Linked DNA regions of Homo sapiens: region 1 is linked to region 2. A link is a loop called in an ENCODE intact Hi-C map of the cell type or tissue named here. Cell type or tissue: endothelial cell of umbilical vein. All regions are shown on one strand. Each heading gives the region's core, and the rest is flanking DNA. Links, peaks and the distances in the headings are about the cores only. Region 1 overlaps GPX4 (glutathione peroxidase 4). Region 2 overlaps ARID3A (AT-rich interaction domain 3A).

The links. Peaks named below come from ENCODE experiments on the same cell type or tissue, not always from the same donor. Only the 100,000 strongest peaks of a DNase experiment are listed, where the experiment ranks them.
Region 1: a loop joins it to region 2, with 2.3 times the contacts of the local background. A loop is called at or near these places in 12 of 110 quality-filtered maps.

What each region holds. Positions count from the first base shown.
Region 1 is chr19:1,105,234-1,110,568 of GRCh38, forward strand. GPX4 (glutathione peroxidase 4) reads left to right here. Exons shown (of 7, transcript NM_002085.5): 2 at 1-47; 3 at 133-277; 4 at 425-576; 5 at 1,009-1,033; 6 at 1,167-1,226; 7 at 1,307-1,546. The coding sequence ends at 1,339. SBNO2 (strawberry notch homolog 2) reads right to left here. Exons shown (of 32, transcript NM_014963.3): 27 at 4,450-4,544; 28 at 4,273-4,365; 29 at 4,059-4,190; 30 at 3,902-3,978; 31 at 3,546-3,736; 32 at 2,405-3,471. The coding sequence ends at 2,987. Among named protein-coding and RNA genes, the nearest start is that of GPX4, 3.9 kb to the left of the region's middle. RefSeq lists enhancers at 1,187-2,063, 1,609-1,778. In endothelial cell of umbilical vein, for the core only: CTCF peaks have their summits at 1,955 and 2,159; no DNase peak of the experiment used is centred there; H3K4me3 peaks cover 529 bases; H3K27ac peaks cover 34 bases.
Region 2 is chr19:932,914-938,272 of GRCh38, forward strand. The region is part of intron 3 of ARID3A (AT-rich interaction domain 3A); the gene reads left to right. Among named protein-coding and RNA genes, the nearest start is that of ARID3A, 9.6 kb to the left of the region's middle. RefSeq lists enhancers at 1-44, 45-575, 1,639-2,169 and a silencer at 277-326. In endothelial cell of umbilical vein, for the core only: no CTCF peak of the experiment used is centred there; a DNase peak (open chromatin) is centred at 2,208; H3K27ac peaks cover 334 bases.

The DNA of each region.
Region 1 (5,335 bases), core at 1-5,000, 170 kb after region 2:
TCCGCCAAGGACATCGACGGGCACATGGTTAACCTGGACAAGTACCGGTGGGCGCTCGCCTGGGGTGGGGCGCGGGGTCGGGCCCTGGGAGGGGGCCGTGTTCTTCTGCGCTGACGCCGCCGATCCTCGCAGGGGCTTCGTGTGCATCGTCACCAACGTGGCCTCCCAGTGAGGCAAGACCGAAGTAAACTACACTCAGCTCGTCGACCTGCACGCCCGATACGCTGAGTGTGGTTTGCGGATCCTGGCCTTCCCGTGTAACCAGTTCGGGAAGCAGGTGGGCTGCTGCGTCCCCGGGGCCCGCAGAGGCGGGTGGGTGGGGGTCGGGGTGGGCTCCAGCCTGGAGAGGGCCTGGGAGTGTGCAGGGGGCCCGGACTGAGGGGGTGCCAGCCCCCGACTCACTCACACACCTTGGCCGCCACAGGAGCCAGGGAGTAACGAAGAGATCAAAGAGTTCGCCGCGGGCTACAACGTCAAATTCGATATGTTCAGCAAGATCTGCGTGAACGGGGACGACGCCCACCCGCTGTGGAAGTGGATGAAGATCCAACCCAAGGGCAAGGGCATCCTGGGAAAGTGCGTGACCTCTGGGGACAGTACGGCTGCTGGGGTGGGGGTGGGGGGGCTGCTGGGATGCTCACACCTCCCTGGGGCAGAATGGCTCATGGCTCGGGGGGCGGTTGCGGGGAGGTGCTGGGACTCTCACATCGCGTGGCCTCCTGGGGGTAAGATGGCTCAGGGGGACATAGAGGGCTGTGGAGGCAGCCAGGGATGCCCACACCTTTGTGGCCTCCTGGGGACAGGATGGCTCGGGGGCCTGTGGGGGGCTGTTGGGACTCTCACACTGCATGGCCTCCTGGGGTAAGATGGCTCTGGGGGGGCTTGGGGGCACTGTGGCTGTGGAGGCAGCCGGGGAAGCTCACACCCTTGTGGCCTCCTGGAGACAGGACAGCTTGGGGACTGTGGGGGGCTGCTGGGGACGCTCACGTCCATGTGCTTCTTTTCCAGTGCCATCAAGTGGAACTTCACCAAGGTAAGGGGGCTGTGGGGGGTAGGGGACCAGCTTCCCCTGGCCACAGCCGTGGCCCAGATGGGCAGCGGACAGGAAGGGCAGCCTCAGCCCCTTGCAGGGGTGGCCCCACAGTTTGGACACCGTCTCTCCACAGTTCCTCATCGACAAGAACGGCTGCGTGGTGAAGCGCTACGGACCCATGGAGGAGCCCCTGGTAGGTCCTCTCTAGGGAGCCCGCTTGAGGCTCGGGGGCTTGGGAGGTAGCTGCCCTAACCCAGCTTTCCTCCCCGACAGGTGATAGAGAAGGACCTGCCCCACTATTTCTAGCTCCACAAGTGTGTGGCCCCGCCCGAGCCCCTGCCCACGCCCTTGGAGCCTTCCACCGGCACTCATGACGGCCTGCCTGCAAACCTGCTGGTGGGGCAGACCCGAAAATCCAGCGTGCACCCCGCCGGAGGAAGGTCCCATGGCCTGCTGGGCTTGGCTCGGCGCCCCCACCCCTGGCTACCTTGTGGGAATAAACAGACAAATTAGCCTGCTGGATCTTTCTGCGTAGGGGCTTGGGGGGCCCTTTTGCCAGGGGCCCCTCCATGTCAGGGCCAGTTGCCGTCAGCTGCCAGGCTGGGGGTGCCATGGAGGTGGCGTGTTGTTGCCCCCTCTTCCTCCAGGCTCGGGGGGCTGTGCTGGCTGCAGTGCTGGGGTGCAGTGAGATCTGGGCCCGTTGGACACCCAGCCCTGGCTCTTAATCCGTGCAGCCCCACCTGCTGTGCACAGGCAGGGCCTGGTGTAGTGCCGAGTCTTGGAGGAGATAATTCTAAGTGGCTGTGCTTCCTGGCCCCGGGCCTTAACTGTTAGGAGGTGGCTACTGGGGCCTCCCCTGGCCAGGAAGCAGAAGTGCAGAGGCCCGAGGAACAGCGTGGCCCTGGTGCTGGGGATGGGTTGGGCACCCACACCGGCCCTTGGGGCCTCACCTGGCTGGGGGGTGTGGGGGTGGCTGGGTGGTTACTGTTTGCACAGAGTCCCTCCGTGAGGGCTGGGGATGGACAGGCCAGGAGGGGCTGGTAGAGCAGTACCAGCCACCGTTCATGGGACCCGGGGGCTGTCTGGACACGGCCTGGCTGCCCACCTGCACAGCTAGAGGGACTGCAGCCTGCCAGGGTGGCTGATCCCAGCTGCCCCCACTGGGGGTCTGTGGAATGGACGGTCCATGGCACCTGCCCCAGACACTGGGTTGAGAGGTCTGTCTCTCCCAGCCCTCGTCCCCTCTCATCCACATGGGGCCAGCACAGGCAGTGGGCAGAAAGGCCTGGTAACCAGGAGAGCCTGGGGGGATGCCCACACACCCCTGCCCTTCCCTCCCTGTCCCACAGGCTGAGGAGCAGACTCCGTGGGAAGTAGGCAAAAGGCACATATATTTAAAAAAGTCCTTTACATATGTACATCAGAACTTGCTATAAATACATAGAAACCGCAGGCGCCACCCTGCCAGCTCCGCGGCCTGGGGCCTGGGAGAGGTGAGCGGGCAATAACTTAGGGGTCAGGGAAGGGCTGGGGGAGGGAGAATTGCATATATTAGCAGGGGTCTGCCCCACGGAGCCCCCGAGACGCGGGGCCCTGAGCACCTGGGGTTTCCTGAGTTTCTAGCTCTTGGGACCACCCGGTTTCACGGATTTCAAGGGTTTGGGCCCACTGAGCCCTTGTGGGTGCCCAGTCCCAGAGCAGCCACCCGGAGCCCCTTCCTACTTGGGAGGAGAGGCACAGAGAGGGCCCTGCCACGCCCCGGCCCCCAGCTGTCCTGAGTGGGCCCCGCCAGGGCTGACCAGGTGGGGGCCCGGGTCGGGCGCTGAAGGCACTGCGGCCAGGGCCTAGGGCTCCTCTGAGCAGTGGTCAGGGGACCTTGGCCCTGCTCCCCACCGCTGCTCCTAGGGGAGAAACGGTCCCTGTGTCTTGGGGCATGTTTCGCCTAAAGGCGTGTCAGAGAGGAGCCTGGGCGCCGGGGAAGGGTGGGCTGAACTGGATCACGCTCTGCCGCTCGGGACCACCGCCCGCCGCGCCCCCCGCCCCCGCGCCCTCCCCCAGCGCGCCCTCGGAGGGCGGCCCCGCGTGCAGCGAGCGCAGCATGTCCTCCAGCACCTCCTTGAAGTTGATGTCGCAGCCCTGGTGCGCGAGGGCCGCAGGGTCGGCCTGGGCGTCGGGGGTGCCCAGCGGCACGACGCCGGGGCCGGCGTCCAGGGACAGCGGCGCCGGGAAAGAGAAGTGCGGGGGCGGCGGGAAGGCCTCGGCCGGGGGGCTGTAGGTGAGGTCCAGCACCTCTCCGGGGCCGCAAGGCAGCGCCAGCGGGCGCGGGGCGGGCGGGGCGGGGCAGCCCAGGGCGGGCGCCTGCCTGCGCTTCACGTCCGCATCCATCAGCCGCAGCTCCTGCAGCACCCGGCGCACGCAGCCCTCGGGGATCTTGATGCCTGCGGGCAGAGCGTCGGGGTCAGGGCCGGCGCTGGGGGCTCGGGCCTTCCCGGGGCGCCCGCCGCCCACTCACCCACTTGCTTCTTCCTGTCCTTGGTCTTCAGCCGCACGATCTGCAGGTAGCTGCTGCTGCTGACGTCGGCCATGACGGCGGCGATGCGGCCCCACACGCGCAGCAGCGCGCCGCACAGCATGTAGTGGTGCCGCAGCCGCAGCCCCTGCAGGCAGTCCTTACCCTCCTGCGCCAGCCGGCAGTGCCGGTTCCTGCGGACGAGACGGGTCGTCTCGGCTCAGGCGGGTCCCAGGGGCCCGCAGGCTCCCCAGGTGCCCTGAGATCTCCCGCCTCCTCTCAGGGTCTCGGGAGCCCCCGATCCCCGCCTGGGTCGCCGCCATCTGCCGGTTTCCCCCTGGTCCCCGGCCCGCCCTCACCAGGCGCTGTGGCTGCAGTGCGTCAGCGACAAAGCGTAGCCACTCTCCCAGGGCTCCTTGGCCTCCTCCGCGGTGACCTAGGGACACAGGGCCGCATGAGCCTGGGCGGGGTCAGGGCCGGCAACCCGAGCGAAAGCTGCGCCCGGCGGCCGCCTACCCGGTGGAACTTGCGGCGGAGGCTGTCCAGGGCCTCCAGCTGGCTCTGCCGGCCGATGTTGGGCTTGTACACCGTGAAGAACTGGCCGCGGTTCTGCTCCGCCAGCAGGCAGCTGGGCTTGTTACCGCGGACCTGCGGAGGGGGGCGTTGAGGCCGCGCCCCGGTCCGCCCCCCGCGGGCCCTCCTCTGGGGGGGTAACCCCGCCCGACCCCACCTTGTAGGAGAGGTAGAAGCCGTCATAGGGGCCCGTCAGCGCCAGCGACTTGGCAAAGGCGTCCTCCCACTTCAGGCCGCGGTCCACGCTGATCTGCCACGGCACGGGGTGGGGGGGTGTGAGTGTGGTGGGGGCGGGGTGGGCAGAGTGTGAGGGGCTGTGGGGCTTCCTGCTGACCTTGTAGAAGACCACCTGCCCGTCCTGCGGGTGCCCGGGAGCCAGGAACACCTGCTGGCTCTCCTCGTAGATCTCCTCGATACCGGGAGCAAGGTCTAGGGGGGCGGGTGGAGGGTAAGTGGTGTCCAGGCCTGGGACTGTGGGCTGGGGCCAGGGTCAGTCCCGTAGCCGGGGCGCACCCTAGAGACGACCCCCCGAGAGCACAGGAGAGGGTGTCCTGGATCCTGGCCTGACCTGGCCCAGCGTGGGGATGGTGCACGTGGGCCCCAACCTGGCAACCGCTCAGGTCCTAGGTAACCCCGAGCAGGCTGTGGGGGATCGTGGGAGCCTGGGGGCCGCTCAGGTCCTATGTAACCCCGAGCAGGCTGTGGGGGATCGTGGGAGCCTGGGGGCCGCTCAGATCCTAGGTAACCCCAAGCAGGCTGTGAGGAGATTGTAGGAGCCTGGGGGCTGCTCAGGTGCTGGGTGACCCCAAGCAGGCTGTGGGGGATCGTGGGAGCCTGGTTGGCTGCGGCACTGCTCATGAGTGAAGTAGCCATGGCCCGGACCCGACCCTCATCTGGACACAGGGAAGTGGTCCTGATGGACAGGCCTGGCCCCATGAGGCTGGAAGCACAGGCTCGCCGGCCTTTCGTTCACAACAATGTAGCAGGTGCCCCGTGAAGCCTGGGGATGAGCATGGTGGGCAGCGTGCACCAGCCTGGGCACCTTCCAGAGACGTGCACGGTGATCCCACGAGCCCTGTGCCTGCATCCGCCCAGTCTCACCCAGTACCCTCGCTCACCCAGGATGCATGGCGCTTCCACGAGCCCCTTGCCCACCTAGGCCCTCGCCGTGCTCACCCACAATGCACGGTGTTCCCACGAGCCCCGAGCCCACCTGGGAT
Region 2 (5,359 bases), core at 192-5,191:
AGCTGGCTGTTCATTGCTCTGATGTGGGATGTGTGAGGAGCACCCGGCCGGGTAGGAGAAACCTGGGGGGCTCCACGGCCCCCATATCGGAGGTGATGGGGCAGAGATGGAAAGGTGGGCCTGGGAGGGAGAGGCTGGCGCCGGCCCGAGCTGGGCTTGGGTTGGAGGAACCAGGCCTGCGGGCGATGCGGGCAGAGAGGCCGGGGCCTTGGTGACGTGGTGACTTGGCCTCCTCTGTCCCCTGGCATCTGTGGAGAGCCGTGGGGGGTTGCGGGCTGCAGCTGGCAGCCGAGGGGATGTGGGGGTGGCTCAGGTGTGGCTGCAGGAGACGCAGGAGCCAGGGCCTGTGAGGCTCCGAGTGGGCGGTTAAGGCTGGGGCCGGCAGGGGGTCTCAGGGACCCCAGGCTGAAGGAGGAAGTAGGGGCCGCCCCAGCCTTTCCCCGCAGGCGGCCAGGCCAGAGGAAGTGGCCGGGCGGGGGATGCTTTGAAGTTGGGCCGTGCTGGGCCGGGCAGATGGAAACCAGATGGTGGCCAGGCTCACATTCCAGCCCTCGTCCAGCTGGGCTCTGCCTCGACCTCTGGGCGCGGCTGGGGGGAGCCACCTCCTCGCCCGGGGCTGGAGCTGGTCTGGGCTCCCGCAGGGAGGTGGATGATGGACACGCTGGGACATGCCTGCCTCGGGGCAGCCCCTTCGGCCCTGGGCTTCCAGAATCCGCTCTGAGGAGCCTCCTAGGAGGGGCCAAGGCACAGACACCCAGGGGGGCCTCCCCGGGGCTCCTGACTCCAGGGGTGCCGGGTAGCTTAAGGGGCGGCCCTAACCCCAGCAGCCCTCAAGAGACTTAAGGTTGGGCTGCCTGGAAACTCACAAATAGTAAAGAGCTGAAAGCCGGACACGGTGTGGGAGAATGGCCAGGGCAGCGGCGGGGACTCGGTGGGGGGGGGGGGCGTCTCGCTGATTCCACCCTGCTCTGTGACTCAGTTTCCCACTCCTGCAGAAGGGGATGCTCCACGGGCCACACTGCCGCGCGTCCCATTCTGCCAGTGAGAAAACAGAGGCTCAGTGTTGGGAGGAGGGGTCTTGTGATCTTTTCTGGGTTTAAGATGATACGGATGAGCATGCTGAGAGTGGATTCTCTTTAATTTCATTAATTTAATTCACCAATTAATTTAACATTCACCCAATATTCGCCATCTGCCCGGGACTCAGCCCGCAGGGAGCCCTGGGCTGGAGGGGCGGGCAGGAGCCGGACGGAGACCTCCATCCCCGCAGGGTTATAGCCAAGCCGAGAGGGAGGGTCAAGGCCCCCCATTCAGTCGGTCCTTCGGGGGTCAGAGGTGAATGGGACCCCCTGACCCTGGACACACGCCCCGCCCAGACAGCCCCGGCCTCCAAGGCCCAAAGCCGATGGGGGAGTTTTGGGGTGACTGGCCCAGACCAGGCAGGGATGAGGGGCCAGGCGCCCTGACCCCACAGCCCGCAGCATGTCCTGAGCGAAGGCAGGAGGCAGAAGCCACTGTCTACCTTGTCTGGGCGACACCGCGGGTCAGGGTTGTAGGTGCCATGTGGGGTTTTTCTGCAGCGGGAAGCCGAGATGGGGAAACTGAGGCCAGTGCAGGGAGGGGGGTCACTGTGTCACCGGCAGCCTCAGGTATTCCTGGAGATCCTGCCGCCCCGCACCTGCCCCCTGGGTGTACCGGGCAGTGCAGAGGCCCTGAGGTGGACTAAAGCTCGGCTTGTGTGTAGGGACCGGGTGCCGCCTCTGGGTCTTGCGGGAGACGGGATTGGAACTCCGAGAAGATGAGGGCCTAGGGATGGTCGTGGGCAGCGGGGGTGGGGGGAGGCCCCCGCCCTGCAGTCCTGTGACTTTTTTTTCTCTAGAGAAGGGCTTTCACGGTGTTGCCCAGGTTGGTCTCAAACTCCTGGGCTCAAGTGATCTGCCTCACTCAGCTTCCCAAAGTGCTGGGATTACAGGCCTGAGCCACGGTGCCCAGCCAGTCCTGGGATCTTATCCTGGGCTGTTCGTGGCAGGTCCAGCCGCCGATGCCGCCGCCCGCCCAGCTGGCCAGACACCTGTGTTCCCAGTGTCAACAGTGGCCTGGGCCCAACCAGCCCAGTCAGTGTTACCTCCCGCCCGGCCCCTACTGGGGCCCCTGTTGACTCTGGCGCCTGCCCCACCCCCTTCCTGGCACGTGGCAGGCCTGGCCCGCTGGCCGGCCGCTTGGCACCGTCTCTGCCTCTTCCTCCCAGGTCCTGGCAGGGCTCGGGGCTAACTTCCGCCTGCAAATCCTCGACAGCTGTGAAATTCTGCTGTCGGCTGCAGGTCTGGTGGGTGGCCAGGCCGCGGCGGGGGGCCGGGCGCAGCAGGCTCAGGGCCACGGGTTCTTTCCTTGGACACCTGGAACCTTGCTGCCTGGGGCCTGGGGACGTGCAGTTTTGGAGGCCAGCACGTGTCGGGCAGTGATTAGGATCTCAGCCTCCTGATGTCTGACGTAGCCTCCTGGTGGCCTCCTGTCACCCACACAGCAGGCCCAGCTTCTAGAAAGCGGCCACGGTAGGATTTTATTGGATTATTATTATTTTTGAGGCAGGGTCTTACTCTGTCGGGTAGGCTGGAGTGTAGTGGTGCTGTCCTAACTCACTGCAGCCTCGATCTCCTGGGTTCAAGCGATCCTTCTGCCTCAGCCTCCTGAGTAGCTGCGAGTACAGACGGGCGCCACCAAACTCAGCTAATTTTTGTAGAGACGGGGTCTTGCTATGTTGCCCAGGCTGGTCTAGAACTCCTGGGCTCAGGTGATCTGCCCTCCTTGGCCTCCCAAAGTGCTGGGATTACAGGCGTGAGCCACCGCACCCCACCATGGTAGGATTTTATTTATATATTTGTTTATTTATTTTTTGAGACGGAGTCTCGCTCTGTCGCCCAGGCTGGAGTACAGTGGCGCGATCGCGGCTCACTGCAAGCTCTACCTCCCGGGTTCACGCCATTCTCCTGCCTCAGCCTCCCGAGTAGCTGGGACTACAGGCATCCGCCACCGCGCCCGGCTAATTTTTTGTATTTTTAGTAGAGACAAGGTTTCACCGTGTTAGCCAGGATGGTCTCGATCTCCTGACCTTGTGATCCGCCTGCCTCGGCCTCCCAAAGCGCTGGGATTAAAGGCGTGAGCCACCGCGCCCGGCCCGTGATGGGATTTTACACGCACAGGCGGTTAATCACAGATCTTCAGCTGCTTAAGGATTTGAACCTTTAGTCTCAACAATTCTAATAAGTGTTGAATGAATTTGAGATGAATCTTAAAAAACAGCTTTATTGGGCTATACTTCATATGCCATACAATTCACTGTTTTAATTGTACGATTGGGGCCAGGCACAGTGGCTCACACCTGTGATCCCGGCACTGTGGGAGGCCGAGATGGGCAGATAGCCTGAGCCCAGGAGTTCTACACCAGCCTGGGCGGTATAGCAAGACCCCATCTCTACAAAAATTAGCTGAGTGTGGTGGCGCACACCTGTAGTCCCAGCTACTTGGGACCCTGAGGTGGGAGGATCCCTTGAGCCCAGGAGGACAAGGCTGCAGTGAGCCGTGATCGCGCCACCACACTCCAGCTTGGTGACAGAGCGAGACCCTGTCTCGAAAAAATAAGAAGGATAGGGTGGGTGCAGTGGCTCACGTCTGCAATCCCAGCACTTTGGGAGGCCGGGGCAGGCGGATCACGAGGTCAGGAGATCGAGACCATCCTGGCTAACACGGTGAAACCCTGTCTCTACTAAAAATATAAAAAATTAGCCGGGCGTGGCAGCACGCGCCTGTAGTCCCAGCTACTTGGGAGGCTGAGGCAGGGGAATCACTTGAACTCAGAAGCAGAGGTTACAGTGAGCCGAGATCATGCCACTGCACTCCAGCCTGTGTGGCAGAGAGAGATTCTGTCTCTAAATAAATAAAATAAAATAAACCCTGACCCTTTAACTATTATCCCCCTATTCTACCAGCACGCCCCAGCCCCTGGCAACCACACATCCCCTCCTGCCTCTGTGGATTGGCCTGTTCTGGACATTTTATAGAAATGGGATCACATAGCTGGGTGCAGTGCTTCACGCCTGTAATCCCTGTACTTTGGGAGGCTGAGGTGGGCAGAGCACCTGAGGTCAGGAGTTTGAGACCAGCCTGGCCAACACAGCAAAACCCTGTCTTTACTAAAAATACAAAAATTAGCTGGGTGTGGTGGCGGGCACCTATAATCCCAGCACTCGGGAGGTTGAGACAGAACCGCTTGAACCCGGGAGGCGGAGATTGCCGTGAGCCGAGATCGCGCCACTGCACTCCAGCCTGGGCAACAGAGGGAGACTCCATCTCAGAAAAACAAGAACAAAGAAAAGAAATGGGATCACACACTGCGTGGCCTTTTGTGTCTGGCGTATCTCACTGAGCGTGACGTCCTCCAGGTGCATCAGCACCGTGGCCTGGGTCGGAGTCTCCTTCCTTTTCACGGCTGAGTCATACTCCGCTGGATGGATGTGCCGTATTGTGTTTGCCCGTTCCGCTGTTGGTGACCACTCGACCTGTTTCTGCCTTTTGGGTTTGTAGTGCTGTACACGTTTTTATGTGGGCGTACGTTTGTATTACTTTTGGGTGTGTATCTGGGAGAATTGCTGGGTCTGCTGGTGACTCCATATTCACCCATCAGAGGAACTGCTAGACTGTTTAGCAAGCAGCTGCCCACGTTACCTTCCCACCAGCCACAGATGTGGGTTCCAGTTCCTCTACATCCTCACCACTTGTTATTGTCGACTTTTTTTTTTTTTTTTTTTTTTTTTGAGACAGAGTCTTGCTCTGTCACCCAGGCTGGAGTGCAATGGGGCGATCTCGGCTCACTGCAACCTCCACCTCCCGGGTTCACGCCATTCTCCTGCCTCAGCCTCCCGAGTAGCTGGGACTACAGGCACCTGCCACCACGCCCAGCTAATTTTTTTGTATTTTTTAGTAGAGATGGGGTTTCACCGTGTTAGCCAGGATGGTCTCGATCTCTTGACCTCGTGATCCGCCCGCCTCGGCCTCCCAAAGTGCTGAGATTACAGGTGTGAGCCACTGCGCCCGGCTAATTTTTTGTATTTTTAGTAGAGACGGGGTTTCACCGTGTTGGGCAGGGTGGTCTTGAACTCCCAACCTCAGGTGATCCTCACACCTCAGCGTCCCAGAGTGCTGGGATCACAGACGTGAGCCACCGCGCCCGGCCTGTTGTCGACTTTTGATCCTAGCCTCCTTGTGGGGGTGGCGTGGTTTCTCACTGTGGTTCTGATTTTCATTCAGTGTCAGGATCTCTCCCTCTGCTTTCCAAAGTAAAGCTTGCTGCCCATGTAACTTG